4 separate regions of the Homo sapiens genome follow, and all the other regions are linked to region 1. A link is a contact called in ENCODE Hi-C data. All regions are on one chromosome and are shown on one strand. The core of a region is the stretch at or near the end of the contact, and the rest is flanking DNA. Distances in the headings are between cores, read along the strand shown.

Region 1 (6,679 bases), core at 1,057-3,556:
TTTGAGATGTTTCATCTTTAAGGCCGAAACAAGGTATACCTTCCATGTAATGATTTATGATTTTACCTACAATTCCTGTCTCCCTGAAATATATACAATAGAACTGTAGGTCGGGCGCGGTGGCTCACACCTGTAATACCAGTATGTTGGGATGCCGAGGTGGGAGAATCAACTGAGGTCAGGAGTTTGAGACCAGCCTGGCCAATATGGTGAAACCTCGTCTGTACTAAATACAAAAAATTAGCCAGGTGTGGTGGCAGGGGCCTGTAATCCCAGCTACTCGGGAGGCTGAGGCAGGGAAATTGCTTGAACCCTGGAGGCAGACGTTGCAGTGAGCCGAGATCACGCCATTGTACTCCAGCCTGGATGACAGAGTGAGACTCCATCTCGATTTAAAAAAAATAAAAATAAATAAATAAATAAAAATGGAACTGTAACCAGACCTCCTGAACACACTTTCTCAGATCTCTTGAGACCATGTAATCCTGGAGCACAGGCGCTCAGCACTCATATTGGTTCAGAATAAACCTCTTTAAATCTCTTGGCAGAATTTGTTCTATTCTGTCATCAGTAGCAAATGCTGACGATTACATACACTCACTTTTTCTAGCTAAGACCCCTGGTGTTGGAAACAGCTACGTCGTGCGGGGTGTATACCCTGGAGTTCCTTGTCTCACTCTGAGAAATAATTGAGGACAGGGAAGAAAGGAGAGAGGAGAGCAGCTCCTTGTGAGACAGACAGAGAGATAGAGAGACAGAGACAAAGAGAGGCAGTCAGACAGAGAGAGACAGACACACACACACAAGTCCAAACAGGAGAAAAGAGAAGAGAGCAGCTCCTTGCGAGAGAGAGAGAGAGAGAGAGAGAAAGACAGACAGACAGACAGAGACAGAGAGACAGACACACACAAACACACAGATACAAAGAGACACACACAGAGAGAAACAGACACACACAGAGACAGAGAGAGAGAGAGACACACACACACAGAGGTCTGAACAGAAGAAAGGAGAGAGGACAGCAGCTCCTTGCGAGAGAGAGAGAGAGAGAGAGGCAGACACACACACACACACAGACACACACAAGCAGAGAGGTCCAAACAGAAGAGAGGAGAGCAGCTCCTTGCGATAGAGAAAGAGACAGAGACAGAGGGACAGAGAGAGACAGAGGGACAGAGAGAGACAGAGAGACAGACAGACAGACACACACACACAGACAAGTCTGAAGAGAAAAAAAGAGAGGAGAGCAGCTCCTTGAGAGAGAGACAGAGACAGAGACAGAGAGAGAGACAGACAGAGAGGAAGAGACAGACAGACAGATATAGAGAGAGACAGAGGGACAGAGAGAGACAGTGAGACAGACAGACAGACAGACACAGGCACACACACTCGTCCAAACAGAAGAAAGGAGAGAGGAGAGCAGCTCGTTGTGAGAGACAGAGAGACAGAGACAGAGGGACAGAGAGAGAGACAGAGAGAGAGAGATGGACAGAGAGAGAGGGAGAGAGAGACAGACTGAGAGACACAGAGACAGAGAGAGAGAGAGACAGAGGGACAGAGACAGACAGAAACACAGACACACACGCAGGTCCTAACAGAAGAAAGGAGGAGAGCAGCTCCTTGCGAGAGAGAGAGAGAGAGAGAGAGAGAAAGAGACAGAGGGACAGAGACAGAAAGACAGACACACACACGTCTCAACAGAAGAAAGGAGGAGAGCAGCTCCTTGCGAGAGAGAGAGAGAGAGAGAGAGAGAGAGAGAGAAAGAGACAGAGGGACAGAGACAGAAAGACAGACACACACACGTCTCAACAGAAGAAAGGAGGAGAGCAGCTCCTTGCGAGAGAGAGAGAGAGAAAGAGACAGAAAGACAGACACACACACGTCTCAACAGAAGAAAGGAGGAGAGCAGCTCCTTGTGAGAGAGAGAGAGAGAGAGAGAGAGAGAGAGAGAAAGGGGGAGGGGGAGAGGGAGTGGGGGAGAGTGAGGGAGAGGGAGGGAAGGGGAGGGAAGGGGAGGGAGGGAAGGAGAGAGAGAGAGAGAGAAAGAGAGCCAAAAAGGTGGGAGGCACCTGACCTCTGCAGACTTTATAGGCAGGCTGGTGAAGGCGGTGTTTCATTTACGTAGGGCTCAAAGATTGGTTCCATCCGGCATGACATCCATAGAGTGCGTGGGGAAGGCTGGTCGCCCCACCCTAATCTTAAGCAAATGGGATTTCCAGTTGATCGGCGCCATCTTGTCTGCTTTTCTTACTGTACATGCGGTTGACAAAGAGGAGGGAAGATGGAGCCGCCATCTTGAACGTGTCTAGTCTCTAGTTCCTGCCGGGAAGATGGAGCCGCCATCTTGAAGGTGTCTAGTCCGTAGTTCCTGCCGGGAAGATGGAGCCGCCATCTTGAACGTGTCTAGTCCCTAGTTCCTGCCGGGAAGATGAAGACGCCATCTTGAAGGTGTCTAGTCCGTAGTTCCTGCCGGGAAGATGGAGCCGCCATCTTGAACGTGTCTAGTCCCTACGTTTTGCCGGCATTCACCCGTGCAAGCTCCCAGCTGGCTTGTCTATGTCTGCAGCTCGATGCAGCTCAATTTTACAGACTGCTCTTTGTTAGAAAATGATTTGGGGCTGGTTTTCATTAAAGAGAAAAGCCTTACTAAGGACTTCCATAGCCTTACCATCTGCCTAAGTGATTTCTTCTTAACTCCTATATAAATGTCTTTATTTCAATTCTCACGATGCCAAAAAAAAAAAAAAAAAAATTGAGGCTCGGTCCTTGCTGTAAAATGCATGCAAAATAATTTGCACTCTGTCAACTTCAAGTTCAGTATAATTTATACATCCTCAACAATGGTTAGACTTGGAAACTGGGCATTTCAAATCAATCAAATGGTTGATGATACCTAGATATACAAGCTGAGTCCTACTTAGTGGATTTAGCCACAGTGAATTCATTAATTTACTCACTATCTTTGTCTACCATTTCAGTAAACCTGTTTTCTGAGCTATATCTCCTACATATTGTATTATACTATATTATATTATCTGTATTATTTTAACAAAATATGTATACTAGCCTGGTATGGTGGCTCATGCCTATAATCCCAGCACTTTGAGAGGCCAAGGCAGGAGGATCACTTGAGACCAGGAATTTGAGACCAGCCTGGGCAACATAGTGAGACTTTATCTCTACAAAAGAAAAAGAGATATATGTATACTATCTTTAAATGTAGCTTATATCTGCTAATACGCAAATACAGAAATATACAACAAAGGAAGATAAACAAGATGTGAATCCTAATATAAAGTGTTTTTTTAAAAAAGTCTATAGTTGATTAAAGACTGTATTTACTGGAATTTTATAAATCCCCCCCAGTGTGTTATAAATTAATAATTTGCTATATTTATTTGTGTGCTGTCTGTGTAATTCAATTATTAATGAATACATTTGTTACATATAAATAATAAAATCTCCATCTCTGACCGCAGCCAACGCTTCATGTTAATATACTGAGAACAGCACATTAATAATGAAATAAAGGTAGAGTAAATAATGGTATTGCAGCTGCCAAGCATTTGTTGTTATTCAAACGCTTCAAAGTAATGTCTGAAAATGCAAGTTTTGAGCTCAAACTTTGGCCTGGAAGTATATTGCAAGCCCACCCTTATATGAATTAAAAGGGAGGTGCAGGGCTGGGCGCGGTGGCTCATGCTGGTAATCCCAGCACTCTGGGAGGCCAAGGTGGGCAGATATCGGTGGTCAGGAGTTCAAGACAGGCCTGGCCAACATGGTGAAACCCTGTCTGTACTAAAAATACAAAAATTAACCGGGTGTGGTGGTGTGTGCCTGTAATCCCAGCTACTCAGGAGGCTGAGGTGGGAGGATCAGTTAAACCTGGGAGTTGGAGGTTGCAGTGAGCTGAGATCGTGCCACTGCACTCCAGCCTGAGCAACAGATTGAGACACTGTCTCAAAAAAATTTATATATACATATATATATAGTAATTAAGAAAACTAATCCTTTATCACAAATCCTTATAGACGAGCACATCTCCCCATGATCTCTCTCTCTCTCTTTTTTTTTTTTTTTGAGACAGAGTCTTGCTCTGTCGCCCACGTTGGAGTGCAATGGTGTGATCTCAGCTCACTGCAACCTCCGCCTCCTGGGTTCAAGCGATTCTCCTGCCTCAGCCTCCTAAATAGCTGGGATTACAGGCATGCACCACCGTGCCTGGCTAATTTGTGTATTTTTAGTAGAGACGGGGTTTCTCCATGTTGGTCAAGCTGGTCTCGAACTCCCCACCTCAGGTGATCCACCTGCCTCGGCCTCCCAAAGTGCTGGGATGACAGGCGTGAGCCACGACGCCCGGCTTGCCCATGATCTTTTTTTAAATCATATATATAAATGAATATTGTACCTAGGGAGGACGCGTTCCTCCTCTTACTTTTGGGAACCCCTTATTCTGTCTGTGCTGAGGAGGATTAGTAAAAGAGGAAGTCCTCTTTGCAGTTGAGGTAAGAGGAAGGCATCTGTCTCCTGCTCATCCCTGGGCAATAGAATGTCTCGGTGTAAAGCCCGATTGTACATTCCATCTACTGAGATAGGGGAAAACCGCCTTAGGGCTGGAGGTGGGACATGCTGGCAACAATACTGCTCTTTAAGGCACTGAGATGTTTATGTATATGTGCATCAAAAGCACAGCACTTTTTTCTTTACCTTGTTTATGATGCAGAGATATTTGTTCACAAGTTTTCCTGCTGACCTTCTCTCCACTATTATCCTATTATCCTGCCACATCCCCCTCTCCAAGAAACGCCAGATAATGATCAATAAATACTAAGGGAACTCAGAGGCCGGTGCCGGCGCCGGTCCTCCGTATGCTGAACGCTGGTTCCTCTGGGCCCATTTTTCTTTCTCTATACTTTGTCTCTGTGTCTTTTTCTTTTCCAAGTCTCTCGTTCCACAGCAACCCATCCCTTCAGTACTTTCAGCACTTTGCTTTCTTAATAATCTTTTTTTTTTTTTTGAGATGGAGTCTCGCTTTTTCGCCCAGGCTGGAGTGCAGTGGCGCCATCTTGGCTCACTGCAACCTCCGCCTCCCGGGTTCATACCATTCTCCTGCCTCAGCCTCCCGAGTAGCTGGGACTACAGGCACCCACCACCATGCCCGGCTAATTTTTTGTATTTTTAGTAGACACGGGGTTTCACTGTGTTAGCCAGGATGGTCTCGATCTCCTGACCTCGTGATCCGCCCGCCTCGGCCTCCCAAAGTGCTGGGATGACAGGCGTGAGCCACCGCGCCCAGCCTGTTTTTGTTTTTTAATGTTTTAGTTTTTGGTGTACAAATCTACTTTCACGATTAATTTCTAAGTGTTTTATTCTTTTTGGTGTTATTGTTAATGTAATTGTTTTCTTATTCTCTTATTTATGTACTTATTTTGAGGTAGGGTCTCACTCTGTTGCCCAGGCTGGAGTGCATTGGCACAATCATGGCTCACAGCAGCCTTGAACTCCTGGGTTCTAGTGATCCTCCCACCTCAGCTTCTCAAGTAGCTGGGACTACAGGCGTGTACCACCATGCCCAGCTAATTTTTTGTATTTTTAGTAGAGACGGGGTTTCACCGTGTTAGCCAGGATGGTCTCGATCTCCTGACCTCGTGATCCGCCCGCCTCAGCCTCCCAAAGTGCTGGGATGACAGGCGTGAGCCACCACGCCCGGCCTTCTTAATAATCTTAAATGCTGTGGAAACTGGGCCTGTCGGATCAATCAGATGGTTGTTGATACCTAGATGTAGAAGCTGAGTCCTCCTTAGCTGGATTTAGCCACAGTGAATTCATCAGTTCCCTCACTATCTTTGGCTACCTTTTCAGCAAACCTGTTTGCTATGGGGTAGCTGTATTTTTGCCACTTTACTTTTGTGATTAACTTACTTTTGCTTTGCACTGTGGACCCGCCCTGAATTCTTTCTCGCACCGGATCCAGGAACCCTCTCTTGGGATCCGGATTGAGACCACTGTCCGGTAACAGGTCCATCTTTCCTTGTACGAGAAGTCTCCTTGTTGGGGGAGCTTCTGCCTTCCTAAGGCAGCGGTGGGTATGGGACTTGCTGTATACATGAAGGTCTTTGGTCTCTACTGCTAGAGGTAGTGGTGTGTCTTCCCTAGGTAGATTTGCAGAGGATAGAGAATAGAACACTTTCTCAAGAGCAAAAACTCAAACGTACCCTTTCAAAGCATCCACATCCCCTTTCTGTGGGAGGAGAATGTTGACACAATACAAGCCACTCACTCGAGACCTAAGCCCCATGCAGTCGCTAGACCAGTCTCCAATCACAGCCCTGTCTTAGAATTAGATTTCCTCACGCCTGTAATCCCAGCACTTTGGGAGGCCGAGGCGGGCGGTTCACGAGGTCAGGAGTTCAATACCAGCCTCGCCAATATTGTGAAACCCCATCTCTACTAAAAATACAAAAATTAGCCAGGCGTGGCGGCACACTCCTGTAGTCCCAGCTACTCGGGAGGCTGAGGTACGAGAATCGCTTGAACCTGGGAGATGGAGGTTGCAGTGAGCCGAGATCGCACCACTGCACTCCAGCCTGGGTGACAGAGTGAGACTCTGTCTCAAAAAAAAAAAAAAAAACAGAAATTAGATTTCCTCACTGGGCACGGTGGCTCATGCTTGCAATCC
Region 2 (7,335 bases), core at 3,051-5,550, 670 kb after region 1:
GCTCAAGCGATCCTCCCACCTCAGCCTCCCGAGTAGCTGGGACCACAGAAGGTCCATCCCACACCCCCACCCCACCGTCAAGCTCTCGCTTTAGGGCCCAGGCTGGAGTGCAGTGGTACAATCTCAGCTCCCAGGCTGGAGTGCAGTGGTACAATCTCAGCTCACTGCAACCTCCACCTCCCAGGTTCAAGCAATTCTCCTACCTCAGCCTCTGGAGTAGCTGGGACTACAGGTGTGTGCCACCACGCCCGGCTAATTTTTGCACATTTAGTAGAGTCAGTGTTTCTCCATGTTGGCCAGGCTGGTCTCAAATGCCTGACCTCAGGTGATCCACCCACCTCGGCCTCCCAAAGTGCTGGAATGACAGGCGTGAGCCACCGTGCCTGATCTCAGACACCTTTTGGTGCTTCTTGTTTGAGATGGGGTCTCACTCTGTCACCCAGGCTGGAGCACAGTGCTGCAATCTAAGCTCACTGCAGCCTCCACCTCCTGGGCTCAGGTGATCCTCCCACCTCAGCGTCCCGAGCAGCTGGGACCACAGGCACCCACCACCACACCAGGCTAATTTTTCTTTCTTTCTTTCTTTTTTTTTTTTTTTGTAGATAATAGGGTCTTACCATATTGCCCATGCTGGCGTCAAACTCCTGGGCTCAAGCAATCCTCCCACCTCAGCGTCCCGAGCAGCTGGGACCACAGGCACCCACCACCACACCAGGCTAATTTTTCTTTCTTTTTTTTTTTTTTTTTTTTTTTTTGTAGATAATAGGGTCTTACCATATTGCCCATGCTGGCGTCAAACTCCTGGGCTCAAGCAATCCTCCCACCTCAGCGTCCCGAGCAGCTGGGACCACAGGCACCCACCACCACGCCCGGCTTTTCTTTTTTTTTTTTTTTTTTGTAGATAATGGGGTCTTACCATATTGCCCATGCTGGTGTCAAACTCCTGGGCTCAAGCAATCCTCCCACCTCAGCGTCCCGAGCAGCTGGGACCACAGGCACCCACCACCACACCAGGCTAATTTTTCTTTCTTTTTTTTTTTTTTTTTTTTTTGTAGATAATAGGGTCTTACCATATTGCCCATGCTGGCGTCAAACTCCTGGGCTCAAGCAATCCTCCCACCTCAGCGTCCCGAGCAGCTGGGACCACAGGCACCCACCACCACACCAGGCTAATTTTTCTTTCTTTTTTTTTTTTTTTTTTTTTGTAGATAATAGGGTCTTACCATATTGCCCATGCTGGTGTCAAACTCCTGGGCTCAAGCAATCCTCCCACCTCAGCGTCCCGAGCAGCTGGGACCACAGGCACCCACCACCACGCCCGGCTTTTCTTTTTTTTTTTTTTTTGTAGATAATGGGGTCTTACCATATTGCCCATGCTGGTGTCAAACTCCTGGGCTCAAGCAATCCTCCCACCTCAGCGTCCCGAGCAGCTGGGACCACAGGCACCCACCACCACGCCCGGCTTTTCTTTTTTTTTTTTTTTTGTAGATAATGGGGTCTTACCATATTGCCCATGCTGGTGTCAAACTCCTGGGCTCAAGCAATCCTCCCACCTCAGCGTCCCGAGCAGCTGGGACCACAGGCACCCACCACCACGCCCGGCTTTTCTTTTTTTTTTTTTTTTTTGTAGATAATGGGGTCTTACCATATTGCCCATGCTGGTGTCAAACTCCTGGGCTCAAGCAATCCTCCCACCTCAGCGTCCCGAGCAGCTGGGACCACAGGCACCCACCACCACGCCCGGCTAATTTTTCTTTTCTTTTTTTTTTTTTTTTTTTGTAGATAATGGGGTCTTACCATATTGCCCATGCTGGTGTCAAACTCCTGGGCTCAAGCAATCCTCCCACCTCAGCGTCCCGAGTAGCTGGGACCACAGGCACCCACCACCATGCCACACTAAAATTTTTTTTTTGGGGGGGAGGGTAGAGAAGGGGTCTTACCATGTTGCCCAGGCTGGTGTCAAACTCCTGGGCTCAAGCGATCCTCCCACCTCAGCCTCCCGACATGTAAACGGTGGCTACATTTCCGCACAATCCCCGCGGTCTCCCTCATTCTGTTTTACAACTACTCCCACATAAAGTAACGTAGAAAGACGAGCCCCGTTATTCCCTTAGAAGGTAGACTGGAGCTTGCAGGAAGCTGTAGGATAAACATTCAGAGGCCAACTGAGATAAAACGAAACACCCAGGTGATTTTAAGCTAATCAAGAGCCCCTTTCACGTGGGTGATTTTAAACTAATCAAGAGCCTCTTTCACGCAGGTGATTTTAAACTAATCACGTTCTCCCTTCACAGAACTAAAAAGGGAGGTTAATTTACACAAACGCGCAGGCTACAGCCACCCGTCCTGCCTAGGGACTTCGGGCCAAAAATGCCACCTGTCACACCTCCAATCCAGGCGCTGCAGGGCTGTTAGGAGGGGAATTAGCAGCTGGGATACCCCGATCCTACAAGGAGGGGGGTTAGCAACCCCTCCTGAAATACCAAAAAGGCCTCGGCTTCCTGCAGACGCTTAAGGAACATGCCAATCACAACCGATTTCCTGAAAAACGCAAGAAATCCTGGTGAGGGCTGGGGTTGCAGGACGCTCTGCACACCACGGGTAACAGTTTTGGGGTAGCTTCTCTGAGACCGGCTGCCTCTTACTGTCCCCTGGACCAGGGGGGCGCCGCTCTCATCCTCCTGGCATCTCCCAGGCCCCTGCCCCACTCAGAGCTCCACCGCAGGGGCTCCCGAGGCTGGACTCAGACCCGCTGGATCCCATCCAGGCCCCCAAGGCAGCAGTGGAGACCCTCAAGGCTGGACTCCAGCCCCTAATGTAGACTCAGGGACCCCTGGGATGGATGGGTTCGAACCCCCAAAGCTGACTTCAGGACCCTCAGAGCTGGACTCCACCCTCCAAGGCAGCATTCGGGACCCTCACGGCTGGACTCGAGGCCCACGGCAGACATGAAGACCCCTGGGAGGCGTCCGGGACCCCCAGGACTGAATTTGAGGCCCCCAGGCAGACGTGGGGGCCCCTGGGCGGTGGTCAGGACGCCTGGGGCTGGACCCAACCCCCAAGGCAGACGAGGAGAACCCCCGGGCGGCATCCGGGCCCCCCAGGGCTGGACTCAAGCCCCCAAGGCTAGACGTGGGGACCCACCTGGGCGGCGACCGGGACCCCCAGAGCAGGTCTCAAGCCCCAAAGGCAGACGTGGGGGCTCCTCGGCGACGTCCAGGACCCCCAGGGCTGGACTCAAGCCCCCAAGGCTAGACACGGTGACTCCGGGGTGGCGTCCGAGACTCCCACGGGGGAACTCCAGTCTCCAAGGTAGACGTGAGGACCCCCGGGCGGCATCGGGGACCCCCAGGGCGGGACTCGAGCCCCCAAGGCAGACGCGGGGATGCCGAGGCGGCGTCCAGGACCCCCAGGGCGGGACTCGGGCCCCCAAGGCAGACGCGGGGACGCCGAGGCGGCGTCCAGGACCCCCATGGCTGGACTCGAGCCCCCAAAGCAGACATGGGGACCCCCTGGGTGGCGTCCGGGACCCTGAGAGCTGGACTCGAGCCCCCAGGGCAGACGTGGGGACTCCGGGGCAGCTTCCGGGGCCCCCACGGCGGCTCTCCAGGTTCCAGGGCAGACGTGGAGACCCCTGGGCGACGTCACGGACGCCCAGGGCGGGACTCGAGCCCCCAAGGCAGACGTAGGGACCCCTGGGCGCCGTTCTCGATCCCCGGGGCTGGAGTCAAGCCCCCGAGGCGGCGTTCCGGACTCTCGCAATCAGACTTGGACTCCACCCAGCGCGGAACGGGGTAGGACGGGAGCGAGGACGAGGTGAGTGAAGGCAGCGCTGCCGCCGCCGCCGCCGCCGCCGAGGCTCGGGGTCCTGGCGCCTACCGGGCCGGCGGCTGCACCGCGGGATGGGTCTGCCAGGAGCCGCCCACGCCGAACAAGAAGCGGCCCGGTCCCGCCTCCCCCGCCGGCAGCGCGTGCCAATCACCAGCACCTGATGCGGGGCGACCAATGAGGAGCACGCCCTGCCGGGGCGCGGCGCTAGGGAGCCCGCCCCGGCCGCACGCCAATCACCAGCACGTGACAAGGGATGACCAATGAGGATCACGCCCTATGCTGCGGAGAGGCGCTGGTGAGCACGCCCCAGCTGCACGCCAATCACTAGCACGTGACGCCGGATGACCAATGAGGAGCACGGCCTGTGCCGGGGAGAGGCGCTGGTGAGCCAGCCCCGGCCGCACGCCAATCACGAGCACGTGATGAGGAGCGGCCTGTGGGCAGCCCCCGCCCCAACGTTCAGCCTCCAGACGCGCCATGTGGGCCCTGCGGGCCGCCGTACGCCCGGGGCTGCGGCTCTCCCGCGTGGGCCGCGGCCGCTCGGCTCCGCGGGCAGCCGCGCCGTCCTGCCCCGCGCGCGCGCTAGCCGCTGTCGGCCGCAGGAGCCCCGGGAATCTGGAGGGGCCGTGGGGCGGAGGGCGGGGCCTGCGGGCGGACGGCGGCCGAAGCCGCACGGGAGACGACGAGGAGGAGCCGGAAGATGCGGACGAGAACGCCGAGGAGGAGCTGCTGCGGGGAGAGCCTCTGCTGCCGGCGGGGACCCAGCGCGTGTGTCTGGTTCACCCTGACGTCAAGTGGGGCCCGGGGAAGTCGCAGATGACTCGAGGTGACCGCGGCAGGGCTTTCGGGGGAGAAACAGGAGCTGGAGACCTGGGGGCGGGGCTCTGAGGGGAGGGGGCTCATAGGTGGAGATTCAGGGGCGGGGCTCTGAAGGGACGATCTCATAGGTGGAGATTCAGGGGCGGGGTTCTGTGGGGAGAATCTCATAGGTGGAGGCGCAAGGGCGGGGCTCTGCAGGAAGGATTTCATAGGTGGAGATTCAGGGGCGGGACTCGGGAGAATCATAGCTGGCGATGCAAGGGCGGGGCTCTGGGGAGGCTCATAGGTAGAGATTCAGGGACGGGGCTCTGACCTGAGAATCTCATAGGTGGAGACCCAGGGCGGGGCTTTGAGGGGAAGAGCTCAGGTGGCGACGTAGGGGCGGGGCTTCAGGGGGCCAGGCTCTAAGGAGAGGGTCTGATGGTTGGAGATGCCAGGGCGTGGCGCTGAGGGGCGGGGCTCTGAGGGGAAGAGCTTATGGATGGTGATGCGGGGGCGGGGCTCTGAAGGGAGGATCTCATAGGTGGAGGTGCATGGGTGGGGTTCGGGGGAGGAGCCCATGGGTGAAAGGGCGGGGCTTATGGGGAAGAGGGGAGGATATCATTGGTGGAGGTGCGTGGGCGGGGCTTCGGGGGAGGGGCCTATGGGGTAAAAGTGCGGGGGCGGAGCTTATGGGGTGGAGTCCGTGGGATGGGGTGGGGCCCGTGGGGTCCGTGGGGTGGGGTGGGGTGGGGTGGGGTGGGGTGGGGTTGGGTGGGCCGGGGCGGTTCTCGCCGATGGGACCTACGTTTCTCTTGCTCTGGGTTAGAGGTAGGCACGGTGTGTTTGAGGTCAGGGAAGGGAGGGCGTCCAGCGGACCAATCTGTGTCTAGTCCCACCCCCCACCCCCCAGGAGGAAATGCAAATGAATAAGTCGCTGCACGTGTCAGAGTCTCATAAAGGTTGATTTTTCCCTTGGAAGCTCCTGTAGTCGATGAGTGGTTTTTCTTTACGGGTGTTTTCCAAAATGGCTAATTCCTGGAACAGATGAAGCCCCGAACTGCTCAGAACAGCGCGCAGACCTCTTGCCTCTCTACTCCCCAAACCTGCCGGTGGTTCCTCAGTAATCCCCTGAGCACCCGCAGCTCCCGGGTTCCCTGCTGCGCCCGCCTGGAGCCCAAATTCCATGTAAGGCAGGGTCGCCCTCGTGTCCCGCTGTGGCTCCGGTGTCCTTCTCCCGTCAGATTCCTACTTAGAGGCCCTGGGGGGACGAAGTCATATCGGGGGACAAACGGCGGCTCAAGGTGCCTTCTCCGGGGAGATTGTCTCAAGGGCAGGAGGAGGCCTCCCCGGGCAGGTGTGGACGGGGGCCCCGGGCAGAAGCGTCTCTCACGGTGGCCCTTGTGTCCCCGCAGCCGAGTGGCAGGTGGCGGAGGCCACAGCGCTGGTGCACACGCTGGACGGCTGGTCCGTGGTGCAGACAATGGTCGTGTCCACCAAAACGCCGGACAGGAAGCTCATCTTTGGCAAAGGGAACTTTGAGCACCTGACAGGTGGGTCCGTCCAGACCTGCTCCTTCCCCAAACCTCCTTTCCTGTCCGCCGCTACCGAAAACATCCAACCGAGACATGCTGAAGTACGGGGGTCTTGCGGGGCCAGAGGGGAAGCGGCCTCTCGGATTGCCCAGGTGAGCTGGGAGCACACGCCAGTAGGAGTCGGAGGACGGTGAGGCTTTATCTGTGTCGAGATTCACACCGGGCCCTGGAGAGACTTAAACTGGTAAAGATTAGGTCGGGGCAGTTTATAGAGTCCAACAAACAGGGTAGGCGGTGGACCGGCTGTAACCCCACCTGCCCCTGCAGGCCCCAGCCAAATCCTCCTCCTGGGTGACCCCCACCCCACCAGCAGTCTCTTAGGGTGGGGTCCAGCATGCGATCCTTGCGCTTCCCAGGTTTCTGACCATCCCGCTTCCAGTAGAGTTGGGAAGACGCTACTCACTTGCCCAGGTGGGGGTCGGCTGCCCTGGGTCACCTGCCCAGGTGGGGGTCAGCTTTCCTGCCTGACTCAGATGCATCTCACCCCTGCTGGGATGTGTTCACCCTGTGTGTGTGTGTGTGTGTGTGTGTCCCCAATGGGATGTGTCCACGGTGCATGTGTGTGTGTGTCTGTCCCTGTCGGGATGTATTTACTGTGTGTGTGTCTGTGTGTGTGTCTGCGTGTGTATGTGTTTGTGTCCCTGCTGGGATGTGTTTACTGTGTTTGTGTGTGTCTCTGTGTATGTGTCTGTGTGTGTGTCTGTCCCTGTCGGGATGTATTTACTGTGTGTGTGTGTGTGTGTGTCTGCGTGTGTATGTGTTTGTGTCCCTGCCGGGATGTGTTTACTGTGTTTGTGTGTGTCTCTGTGTATGTGTCTGTGTGTGTGTCTGTCCCTGTCGGGATGTATTTACTGTGTGTGTGTGTGTGTGTCTGCGTGTGTATGTGTTTGTGTCCCTGCCGGGATGTGTTTACTGTGTTTGTGTGTGTCTCTGTGTATGTGTCTGTGTGTGTGTCTGTCCCTGTCGGGATGTATTTACTGTGTGTGTGTGTGTGTGTCTGCATGTGTATGTGTTTGTGTCCCTGCCGGGATGTGTTTACTGTGTGTGTGTGTGTGTGTCTGCGTGTGTATGTGTTTGTGTCCCTGCTGGGATGTGTTTACTGTGTTTGTGT
Region 3 (6,801 bases), core at 574-3,073, 600 kb before region 1:
GACAGTCAGCACCAGCACCCCCCACCTCCCCCGCCAATGAGGAGGGGCCAAGCCAGCAGGCACTTTCTGGACCCGGAGAAGAGAAACAGCAGTGTCTCTCTGCCGTGTCAGAGACCGGTTTCCACTTTGTTAACAGCCATCTCAACGGAGTTCTTTACTTTTTGAAATCATTAAGAGTACACCAAAGGGGAAAGAGCCGAGCTGATAAAGAACAGGTTAGTGTCAAAGCCTCGGTCAGCACTGCCCGACACCCTACATCCAGCAGCCAGCAGCTCCCAAGGCCTGCAGAATAGGAAGCTGAGCACGACCAGGCCCCTCACACAGGTCAAGTAGGAACGGGGACGCTACAAACGCCTAGCTCCACGGGAAGGGGCAGAGAGACACTGGGGAAGGGAAGGGGCCAGGGAGAGCACAGCTGCAGGCATCTGGAAAGGTTTTGTGGAGGGGGCGGCGGCCCTGTACTTGCCCTGATAAAACAGGAAGTCTCGGGCTGCAACAACAATCCAGAACCATGAACCCTAGTAATCTCCACGAAGGCCAAACGTATCCCAGCTTTAACCCACTCAAAGCCAAAAAGTACAACGAACTTTCCACAAGTTAGGGGCCGGAGTCCCCCGTCTGCGCCTTCTTTCTCCGCCCACCTTCATTAACCCACCTCTTCCCTGCTGAGCTGACGGGCAGCCACTTCCTGACGGCCAAGTCCAAGTAGAGGAAGCTTCACTCGCAGAAACCCAACCATCTCAGGTGACCGCCTCCGGCCCGGCCGCCCACCCCATCAACCTGGAGGCTTCCTGCCAGGCCCAGGAGACGGCCTCCTCGCCCAAGCCCGAGGTGGGAGGTGCGAAAGAAGGGAGGGAGGGTGGAGAAGCGACCAGAAAAGGTCAGTGGGGCACCAGGGAGGGGCTCCAGTCTGGACAGAGACCAGTGAACCCTCCCCCAGAACCCAAGCGGCCCCAGCAACTTCACCACCGAGGAACCCTCCCCACTCTGGCCTCCAGCGCCCTCCGACCACCCCGGTACACCTGGCTGCCCAATCCCCAGTACGCGGCATTGCCCCTGGTATTCCCACCTACCGCAGCCCCCCAGCATGGCCTCAGGCTGCCGCTGGCACCCCTGGCAGGGCCCCACACATTCTCAGGCCCTTGGCCACTCGGTACCCTCAGCTCCTCAGTTCCCCGCTCCCCACCACCCTCCTGGATGAGCCCCAATACCCCAACCTACACAGCACCGCCCCAGCCTCCGAAAACCCCGGACAGCCCCTTGCTTCCCACTGTAGACCTAGGAGCGACCGCAGCGCCACGTCCCCTAGTCCCAGGCCTCCTAGTCTCCCGCCCATCCGATCCCCCGAGCTCCCAGCCCTCCGACACCGCTCCAGGCCTCAGCTCCTTCGGTGCAGTCCCAGGAACCGCTCCAGCCCCTACCCCTACTTCCAGGGACCCCCGGACCCCGACCGCAGACCTCCCCAGCCCCCGATTCCCCCGTACAGTTTCAGGCGCTCCCAGCCCCCCGGTGGCACCCCACGCCCCCCAACCCCAGCCCCGTCACCTCCGAGGCCCCTAGGCGCCGCCTCCCAAGCCCCGGCCCCCCGGGCCCGGCCCTAGGAGCGAAGCGTTCGCCGGCTGCAGCCAGGCCCGGGAGGCACGGGGGCGGCACTCACCTGCGCGGGGCTCCGCCTGCGTCCCAGGCCGCCGCCGCCGCTGGCCCAAGCTCCCGCCGTCCCTCGACGATCCCCGGACAGGCGCGGCCTCACCGCCGGGAGCCGCCACCGTCCCCCGGAGGCGCCTCCGACGCCGCCACCGCCGTCGCCGCCCGCCCTCTATGACGCATTTCCACTTCCGGCGCGCGGGCTCGCGGAAGAGGCCGCGCGGCAGCACCGGGTTTCTCCTTCTTGCCCTGGCTCCGCCCCCGGGAGGAGGGACTTCCGGGAGCCCGACCTTTTGCACTGCGCGTGCGCGAGTCCGCCCCGCCCCCATGGTGCCACCTGCCTGCGGGTAACCAGGGGAGGTACTTGGGCCAGGGTCTGTGGTCATAGCCCTTAAGCCAAACAGGAGGGGGGCCGGTGTGGGGTCTAAATTCCAATTGTAGAGTCAAATATATATAACAAAATTCTAAAATGTAATAGGATCCTATAACGGGATTCTATACTATACTTGCAAATTATGGGTAATATACTTGAATAATATAATTTATGTATAAATTAGATATCATATTCTATGACGTAATTATAGAATTACATATAAATTGCTAGTTAATTAACTATTAATTGAATGGTTAATAATTATTAATTGTATATTAATAATTATTAACGCATACCATTACATAATGTAATTATGAAATAATAAATGATAACTTACAATGGTATTATGAAATTAATAATAATTTATATTGCAATTATGAAATAAATGATCATTTCTAATTATAAGATAATTTATAATGTAATTATGAAATAAATATAATGTAATTTAAAAATAAATGATAATCTAATGTAATTATGAAGCAAATGCTATTGTATAATATAATCATAATTTATAATGTAATTTTGGAATAATAAATGATAATCTATAGTGTAATTATGAAATAAATGAAAATATATAATGTAATTCTGAAATGATCATTTATAATGTAATTATGAAATAATAAATGACAATTTATAATGTGATTACAAAATAATAAATGAGGCCAGGTGCGGTGGCTCACGTCTGTAATGCCAGCACTTTGGAGGGCCAAGGCGGGCAGATCACAAGGTCAGGAGTTCAAGACCAGCCTGGGGCCGGGCCCGGTGGCTCATGCCTGTAATCCCAGCACTTTGGGAGGCCGAGATGTGCGGATGATGAGGTCAGGAGATCGAGACCATCCTGGCTAACACGATGAAACCCCGTCTTTACTAAAATACAAAAAATAATCAGCCGGGCGTGGTGGTGGGCACCTGTAGTCCCAGCTACCAGCTACTCGGGAGGCTGTGGCAGGAGAATGGCGTGAACCTGGGAGGTGGGGCTTGCAGTGAGACCGTGCCACTGCACTCCAGCCTGGTTGACAGAGCGAGACTCCATGTCAAAACAAAACAAAAAAAAGACCAGCCTGGCCAGCATGGTGAAACCCCGTCTCTACTAAAAAGACAAAAAACTAGCCGGGTGTGGAGGTGGTTGCCTATAGTCCCAGCTACTCAGGAGGCTGAGGCAGGCCCGAGAATCACTTGAACCCAGGAGGCAGAGGTTGCAGTGAGCGAAGATGGCGCCACTGCACTCCATCCTGGGCAACAGAGCGAGACTCTGTCTCCAATAAATAAATAAATAAGTAATGATAATTTATAATGCATTATTCATTTTTTATTATAATTTATTGTTTATTAAGTATGCCATGCTCTATGTGAGAGGTACGTGCTTCTGACGTCCCAAATATGTCACAAGTCCCCAAACTGGATATCCAGGGTCAGATAATCAGAACAGAAATCTTGCATTGCTCAACATCAGCTATCAACAAAGGAGAAAGCCAACACACCAGGGGCCTGAGGAAGACGGAACATTCTGTGAACCCAGGCAGGCTTCAGAGGGGCCGGGCTGTGTAAGAGGGTTGCTATGCCTTCCATGTTTCTGTCCTTCCAAAACTCAAGTTCAAACTCAGTTCCCACTGCAAGAGTATTAGAGGTGGTGCTTTTAGGAGGTGGTTAGGTCATGAGTGGGATTTGTGCTCTTAGAAGACAGGCCCCAGAGAGCTCTCTCACCCCTTCCACCATGTGAGGACACAGCCAGAAGGAACCACCTGTGAACCAGCAAGCGGGTCCTCACTAGACACTGAACCTCCCACTCATTGATCTTGGACTCTCAGCCTCCAGAACCGTGAGACATAAAAGTCTGTGATTTAGGCCGGGTACAGTGGCTCATGCCTGTAATCCCAGCACTTTGGGAAGCCGAGGCGGGTGGATCACCTGAGGTCAGGAGTTTGAGACAATTGTGGCCAACATGGTGAAACCCTGTCTTTACTAAAAATACAAAAATTAGCTGGGCGTGGTGGTGCGCACCTGTAATCCCAGCTATTCAGGAGGCTGAGGCAGGAGAATTGCTTGAACCCGGGAGGTGGAGGTCGCAATGAGCCAAGATTGCGCCATTGCACTCCAGCCTGGATGACAAGAGGAAGACTCCATCTCAAAAGAAGGGGAGGGGAGGGGAAGGGAGGGGAATGGAGGGGAAGGGAGGGGAAGGGAGAGGAGGGGAGGGGAAGGGAGGGGAATGGAGGGGAAGGGAGGGGAATGGAGGGGAAGGGAGGGGAAGGGAGAGGAGGGGAGGGGAAGGGAGAGGAGGGGAGGGGAAGGGAAAGGAGGGGAGGGGAGGGGAAGGGAGGGGAGGGGAAGGGAGGGGAGGGGAGGAGGGGATGGGAGGAAAGAAGGGAAGGGAAGGGGAGGGGAAGGGGGGAGGAGAGGGGAGGGGAAGGGAGCGGAGGAAAGGGGAGGGGGGAGGGGAAGGGAGGGGAGGGGAGGAGGGGATAGGAGGAAAGAAGGGAAGGGAAGGGGAGGGGAAGGGGGGAGGAGAGGGGAGGGGAAGGGAGTGGAGGAAAGGGGAGGGGGAGGGGAAGGGAGGGGAGGGGAAGGGAAGGGAGGGGAGGGGAGGCGAAGGGGGAGGAGAGGGGAGGGGAAGGGAAGGGAGGGGAGGGGGAGGGGAAGGGAGAGGAGGGGAGGGGAAGGGAGAGGAGGGGAGGGGAAGGGAAAGGAGGGGAGGGGAGGGGAGGGGAAGGGAGGGGAAGGGAGAGGAGGGGAGGGGAAGGGAGAGGAGGGGAGGGGAAGGGAAAGGAGGGGAGGGGAGGAGAGGGGAAAGGAGGGGAGGGGAGGGGAAGGGAGGGGAGGGGAAGGGAGGGGAGGGGAGGAGGGGATGGGAGGAAAGAAGGGAAGGGAAGGGGAGGGGAAGGGGGGAGGAGAGGGGAGGGGAAGGGAGTGGAGGAAAGGGGAGGGGGGAGGGGAAGGGAGGGGAGGGGGGAGGGGAAGGGAGGGGAGGGGAGGGGAGGGGAAGCGAAGGGAGGGGAGGGGGGGAGGGGAAGGGAGAGGAGGGGAGGGGAAGGGAAAGGAGGGGAGGGGAGGGGAAGGGAGGGGAAGGGAGAGGAGGGGAGGGGAAGGGAGAGGAGGGGAGGGGGAGGGAAAGGAGGGGAGGGGAGGAGAGGGGAAAGGAGGGGAGGGGAAGGGAGGGGAGGGGAAGGGAGGGGAGGAGGGGATGGGAGGAAAGAAGGGAAGGGAAGGGGCGGGGAAGGGGGGAGGAGAGGGGAGGGGAAGGGAGCAGAGGAAAGGGGAGGGGGGAGGGGAAGGGAGGGGAGGGGAGGAGAAGGAAGGGGAGGGGAGGGGAGGGCAGGGGAAGGGAGGGGAAGGGAGGGGAAGGGAGGGGAAGGGAGGAGGGGATGGGAGGAAAGAAGGGAATGGAAGAGGAGGGGAAAGGAAGGGAGGAGAGGGGAGGGGAAGGGGGGGAGGAGAGGGCAGGGGAAGAGGGGGAGGAGAGGGCAGGGGAAGGGGGGAGGAGAGGGGAGGGGAAGGGGGGAGGAGAGGGGAGGGGAAGTGGGGAGGAGAGGGGAGGGGAAGGGGGGAGGGGAGGGGAAGGGGGAGGGGAGGGGAGGGGAAGGGGGGAGGAGAGGGGAGGGGAAGGGAGGGGAGGAGAGGGGAAGGGAAGGGAGGGGAGGAGAGGGGAGGGGAAGGGAGGGGAAGGGAGGGGAGAGGAGGGGAGGGGAAGGGAGGGGAAGGGAGGGGAGGGGAGGGGAGGGGAAGGGAAGGGAGAGGAGGGGAAGGGAGGGGAGGGGAGGGGAGGGGAAGGGAAGGTAGAGGAGGGGAAGGGAGGGGAGGGGAAGGAAGAAGAGGGCTTGTGGGTATTTGGGGGGGCGTTTGCATTGTGTGAGCCATGATGTCCATAAAGGCTAATATTAATATGATTATGAGTCTCTACTTGACCAAGGAGAAAACAAACACACCAGGGTCCCCAGGACGGGGACCATTCTGTGAACCCAAGCAGGCTTCTCAGTGAGACACACCCCTTTGCTGCCTGCATGTACATTCTTCTTCTTCTTAGGGACACGAAAGCGTTTGGGGTTCTCTTTAAAATTCTTCTCGCTGCTGCTGCTTTACATACCATTGGTGTGTGTTTCCCGGGGGGAGCTGTTAAATTGGGAAACCACTTTGCCACTCAGCTAGTTCCCTGAAGGTATTTGCAAAGCAAATTCAGAAGGAGATATTCACTCCTTCAGAACCAGCAAGCACCAAAGGATGGTTATAATAATCTGGAAAACCTTTAAGGAAAATGCTTGGCCTCCTAAAGCATTTTGGAGCAAAACATCCCTCTCCTGAATGTACCCCAGAAATAAAAAAACAAAGTTCTCGGATATCTGCAGCCGTAATCCTTTGTCATGGGGAGGTAGCCATGAGTCTTTGTTGTGTACCCAGTCTGTATCATTTCCATGAATTGAGCATGAAAGGCAAATAAAAAGATTCTGAGATATCAGTCTCATGATGCTGCAGCAAAGGTGCTGGAACTTTCCAGATGCAATAAGCTCTCTAGTCAACAGACTTCAAGATCATCAAACAGGAGAGTATTCTAGGTAGGCCCGACCTAATCAGGTGAGCACTTTAAAAGAAGGTCTGGGGCTGGGCACGGTGGCTCACGCCTGTAATCCCAGCACTTGGGGAGGCCGAGGCAGGTGGATCACGAGGTCAGGAGTTCGAGACCAGCCTGGCCAAGATGGTGAAACCCCATGTCTACTAAAAATACAAAAAATTAGCTGGGCGTGGTGGCACACGCCTGTAATCCCAGCTACTCCGGAGGCTGAGGCAGAGAA
Region 4 (5,034 bases), core at 1-2,500, 710 kb after region 1:
CAGGTTCAAGCAATTCTCCTGCCTCAGCCTCCAGAGTAGCTGGGATTACAGGCGCCCGCCACCACACCTGCTTAATTTTTGTATTTTTGGTAGAGACGGGGTTTCACTATCTTGGTCAGGCTAGTCTTGAACTCCTGACCTCAGGTGATCTGCCTGCCTCGGCCTCCCAAAGTGCTGGGATTACTGGCGTGAGCCACGGTGCCCAGCTGTATGTACGGTTTTTTTTTTGTTTTGTTTTGTTTTTTTTAAAGACAGGGTTTCACTCTTGTTACCCAGGCTGGAGTGCAATGATGCAATCTCGGCTCACTGCAACCTCCGCCTCCCAGGTTCAAGCAATTCTCCTGCCTCAGCCTCCAGAGTAGCTGGGATTACAGGCGTCCGCCACCACGCCCGGCAATGTATGTAAGATTTTTAATCATTTAGATTAAAACTGATTAGATTAAAATCATTAGATCTAATTGATTTAATCAAATCAATTAGAATTGTTGATCTTGAGCCCAGAAATCAGCCTGTTGACAGTTTCACATCTGAGGAATGTTTCCTGGTGGACCTGAGGCCTCCTCTTAGAAATGAGACCTGGAGGGGCCGGGCACGGTGGCTCACGCCTGTCATCCCATCACTTTGGGAGGCTGAGGTGGGTGGATCACCTGAGGTCAGGGGTTCGAGACCAGCCTGGCCAACATGGTGAAACCCCATTTCTACTAAAAGTACAAAAAGTAGCCGGCCGTGGTGGCGCACGCCTGTAATCCCAGCTACTCAGGAGGCTGAGGCTTGAACCCGGGAGGCGGGGGCTGTAGTGAGCCACAATCACACCATTGCACTCCAGCCTGGGTGACAAAGTGAGACTCTGTCTCAAGAAAAAAGAAATGGGACAGAGAGGAAGGGAAGAAGCCCCGGCCTCCTGGAGAAGAGACAAACTTCAGCTGCCTGCAAACTGCAAACCCACCTTGAGTCCCACACGCAGGGGGAGTTCGGAATTCGAATTGTTGGTCTCGAGCCCAGAATGAAAGGCCTGGTCTCCCTGGGCCGCAAGAAAGGACGAGATCCTCTCGGTCTGCAGCTCCTGGCGGCTGCCCGCGTTGGCTTCACAAGGTTCTGTAATAATCCTGCTGCCTTCTCTTCCACACTGAGGCCAGGCTTCCCAGGTGGCTGCAGATTTTGTTCTTATTTACATCTTCCCAAAAGCCTTCCTCCCAGACCCTAAGCCAACACCAGCTACATGAACTCAGATCTTCCCTGCTGCCCGGAAGGAGGGAGGGAGGGAGGGAGGGAGGGAGGGTCCCGGGAGCCTGCTGGGCCCAGGAGGAGGAGCCCATTCTTTATCAGCCCGGGGGATGTCAGCTCAGCCTCTTTCTCCAAGAGAAGCAACCACACCTGTACCGCGGCTCCGGGTCCCCAGGAGGGAGCTGGCCCCTTCTCTGCAGCCAGCTGGAAAAGGCCCAGGACGGCTTCCCCTCCCCCTGCACGCCCCCCGCTCCGCCTGCACGGCCCCCCCTCCCCCTGCACGGCCCCCCTCCGCCTGCACGGCCCCCCCTCCCCCTGCACGGCCTCCCCTCCCCCTGCACGGCCTCCCTTCCCCCTGCACGGCCCCCCTCCCCCTGCACGGCCTCCCCTCCCCCTGCACGGCCTCCCCTCCCCCTGCACGGCCTCCCCTCCCCCTGCACGGCCCCCCTTCCCCCTGCACGGCCTCCCCTCCCCCTGCACGGCCTCCGCTGCCCCCTGCACGTACCCCCCTCCGCCTGCACGGCCTCCCTTCCCCCTGCACGGCCTCCCTTCCCCCTGCACGGCCTCCCCTCCCCCTGCACGGCCTCCCCTCCCCCTGCACGGCCTCCCCTCCCCCTGCACGGCCTCCCCTCCCCCTGCACGTCTTCCCCTCCGCCTGCACGGCCTCCCTTCCCCCTGCACGGCCTCCCTTCCCCCTGCACGGCCCCCCTTCCCCCTGCACGGCCTCCCCTCCCCCTGCACGGCCTCCCTTCCCCCTGCACGGCCTCCGCTGCCCCCTGCACGTACCCCCCTCCGCCTGCACGGCCTCCCTTCCCCCTGCACGGCCTCCCTTCCCCCTGCACGGCCCCCCTTCCCCCTGCACGGCCTCCCCTCCCCCTGCACGGCCTCCGCTGCCCCCTGCACGTACCCCCCTCCGCCTGCACGGCCTCCCTTCCCCCTGCACGGCCTCCCCTCCTCCTGCACGGCCTCCCCTCCCCCTGCACGTCTTCCCCTCTGCCTGCACGGCCTCCCTTCCCCCTGCACGGCCTCCCTTCCCCCTGCACGGCCCCCCTTCCCCCTGCACGGCCTCCCCTCCCCCTGCACGGCCTCCCTTCCCCCTGCACGGCCTCCCCTCCTCCTGCACGGCCTCCCCTCTGCCTGCAGGGCTGTGCAGTGATCTGCCTGGAGCATCCCAGCAGGGCCGCTGTGAGCCTCCGGATGCCCAGGGTCCCGGGGCCGCGGGGTGGAGGGGAGGTTAAAATGCAGGTCTGGGCGGGGCCCGCTGGCTCACGCCTGTAATTCGAGCACTTCAACACTTTGGGAGGCCGAGGCGGGCGGATCACCTGAGGTCAGGAGTTCGAAACCGGCCTGGCCAACATGGCAAAACCCCATCACTGGTAAAAATACAAAAATCATTTAGCCGTGCTGGCGCGCGCCTGTAGTCCCAGCTACTGGGAGGCTGAGGCAGGAGAATCGCTTGAACCCGGGAGGCGGAGGTTGCAGTGAGCCGAGATCGCGCCATTGCACTCCAGCCTGGGAGACAGAGTGAGACTCCCGTTCAAAAACAAAAAACCTTCGTCTCCACATCCTCTTATCTTAATGCAGATATTCCTTTCTACTAATAACTCTTTTTTTCTTCTTTTTTTTTTTTTCAGAGACAGGGTCTCGCTCTGTTGCGCAGACTGGTGTGCAGTGTCATGATCTCAGCTTACTGCAGCCTCCGCCTCCTGGATTCAAGCTATTCGCCTGCCTCAGCCTCCAGCACAGCTGGGATTACAAGCACTTGCCACCATTCCCAGCTAATTTTTTGTATTTTTGGTAGCAACGGGGGTCTCACCATGTTGGCCAGGCTGGTCTCGAACTCCTGACTTCAGGTGATCCGCCCGCCTTGGCTTCCCAAAGTGCTGGGATGACAGGCGTGAGCCACCGTGCCCGGCCTAATAATAACTCTTTCAACCAATTGCCAGTCAGAAAATTTTAAAATCTACCTTATGACCTGGAAGCCCGCCTCACCACCAGTGGAGCAGTCCCACCTTCACCGATTGAACCTGTCAGGCCTCTGAGCCGAAGCTCAGCCATTATCACCCCTGTGACTTGCACATATACGTCCAGGTGGCCTGCAGGAGCCAAGAAGTCTGGAGCAGCCAAGGAAAAACCACAGAGAAGTAAAACAGCCAGTTCCTGCCTTAACTGGTTAACTAAAATTACAACATTTTACTATCGTGAGTTCTCCCTGCCCTACCTTAGCCGATCAATCGACTTTGTGCCGTTCGTCCTCTGGACAATGAGTCTTATGATCTGTGCACCACGCACCTTGCAATCCCTCCTCTGCTGACAATAGATAACCACCTTTTGCTGTAATTTTCCATTACCTACCCAACTCCTATTGAGCCACCCCTCCCCCATCTCCCTTCGCTGACTCTCTCTTCGGACTCAGCCCACTTGCACCCAAGTGAATGAACCGCTTTATCGCTCACACAAAGCCTGTTCGGGGGTCTCTTCGCACCGACGCGCTTGACAGAACCAAGGTTCGTCTTACACGTATGGATTCATGTCTGACGTTTCCTTAAAATGCATAATACCAAGATGTCCTCCGACCACCTAGGGCACAGGTCGTCAGGACCTCCTGAGGCTCGGTCACAGGCGCGTCCTCAACCTTAGCAAAACACACTTTTTTTTTTTTTTTTTTGAGACGGAGTCTTGCTCTGTCTCCCAGGCTGGAGTGCAGTGGTGCAATCTCGGCTCACTGCAACCTCCGCTTCCCAGGTTCAAGCAATTCTCCTATCTCAGCCTCCCAAGTAGCTGGGACTACAGGCGCCCACCACCACACCCAGGTAATTTCTGTATTTTTAGTAGAGACAGGGTTTCACCTTGTTGGTCAGGCTGGTCTTGAACTCCTGACGTCAGGTGATCTGCCCGCCTTGGCCTCCCAAAGTGCTGGGATGACAGGCGTGAGCCACCGTGCCCGGCCAGCAAAACACACTTTCTAAATGTCCTGAGACCTGTCTCAGATACTTTTTGGTTCAGAAGACTCGAGGAAATCAGTGTCTCCTAGGACAGGCTGGACCCAAAGCTGTACACTCACATCCTCTGTGTCATGACGGATTCCATCCATTCCGGCTACTGTCATACTCCCTCCCTCCCATCACAGTCCCTTCCCCCGTCACAGTCCCTCCCCTCCCGTCACCTTCATCATATCCCAGGTCCCCTGACCACTGAGGGGTGTCCCCTCCTGTCCCCACGTCCCCCGACCCCTCCCCTCACATCCCAAGTCCCCTGACCACTGAGGGGTGTCCACTCCTGTCCCCACACCTGTCCCCATGTCCTCCTGAGCCCTCCCTCACATCCCAGGTCCCCTGACCACTGAGGGGTGTCCGCTCCTATCCCCACACCTGTCCCCACATTCCCCCTGACCCCTCCCCTCACATCCCAGGTCCCCTGACCACTGAGGGGTGTCCCCTCCTATCCCCACACCTGTCCCCACGTTCCCCCTGACCCCTCCCCTCACATCCCAGGTCCCCTGACCACTGAGGGGTGTCCACTCCTGTCCCCACACCTGTCCCCATGTCCTCCTGAGCCCTCCCCTCACATCCCAGGTCCCCTGACCACTGAGGGGTGTCCACTCCTGTCCCCACGTGCCCTGACCCCTCCCCTCACATCCCAGGTCCCCTGACCACTGAGGGGTGTCCACTCCTGTCCCCACGTGCCCTGACCCCTCCCCTCACATCCCAGGTCCCCTGACCACTGAGGGGTGTCCACTCCTGTCCCCACACCTGTCCCCATGTCCTCCTGAGCCCTCCCCTCACATCCCAGGTCCCCTGACCACTGAGG

Evidence for each region. A loop is a pair of places that touch in the nucleus more often than their neighbours do. Pooled maps may share reads with other maps.
Region 2: a loop to region 1 is called in a map with no recorded cell type, with 31 times the contacts of the local background. The contact joins the promoter of GTPBP6 here to the enhancer-like site in region 1. A Hi-C loop is called at or near these places in 10 of 37 single-sample maps with no recorded cell type and 14 of 50 pooled maps.
Region 3: a loop to region 1 is called in a map of psoas muscle, with 9 times the contacts of the local background. The contact joins the promoter of AKAP17A here to the enhancer-like site in region 1. A Hi-C loop is called at or near these places in 4 of 168 maps with a recorded cell type or tissue (gastrocnemius medialis, psoas muscle, sigmoid colon and 1 more), 1 of 37 single-sample maps with no recorded cell type and 13 of 50 pooled maps.
Region 4: a loop to region 1 is called in a pooled map, with 21 times the contacts of the local background. The contact joins the promoter of PLCXD1 here to the enhancer-like site in region 1. A Hi-C loop is called at or near these places in 3 of 37 single-sample maps with no recorded cell type and 5 of 50 pooled maps.

The regions. Positions count from the first base shown.
Region 1 is chrX:985,823-992,501 of GRCh38, reverse strand. No RefSeq gene overlaps it. Among named protein-coding and RNA genes, the nearest start is that of CRLF2, 220 kb to the left of the region's middle. Within about 2 kb of position 2,306, at least 11 of the 41 ENCODE cell types and tissues checked have a DNase peak (open chromatin) inside an H3K27ac peak, as active enhancers do.
Region 2 is chrX:315,761-323,095 of GRCh38, reverse strand. It overlaps GTPBP6 (GTP binding protein 6 (putative)), which reads left to right and starts at 4,300. Exons shown (of 10, transcript NM_012227.4): 1 at 4,300-4,657; 2 at 6,045-6,182. The coding sequence starts at 4,309. It overlaps LINC00685 (long intergenic non-protein coding RNA 685), which reads right to left and starts at 3,951. Exons shown (of 1, transcript NR_027232.1): 1 at 1,764-3,951.
Region 3 is chrX:1,586,626-1,593,426 of GRCh38, reverse strand. AKAP17A (A-kinase anchoring protein 17A) reads right to left here and starts at 1,823. Exons shown (of 5, transcript NM_005088.3): 1 at 1,658-1,823.
Region 4 is chrX:277,597-282,630 of GRCh38, reverse strand. It overlaps PLCXD1 (phosphatidylinositol specific phospholipase C X domain containing 1), which reads right to left and starts at 1,250. Exons shown (of 7, transcript NM_018390.4): 1 at 947-1,250.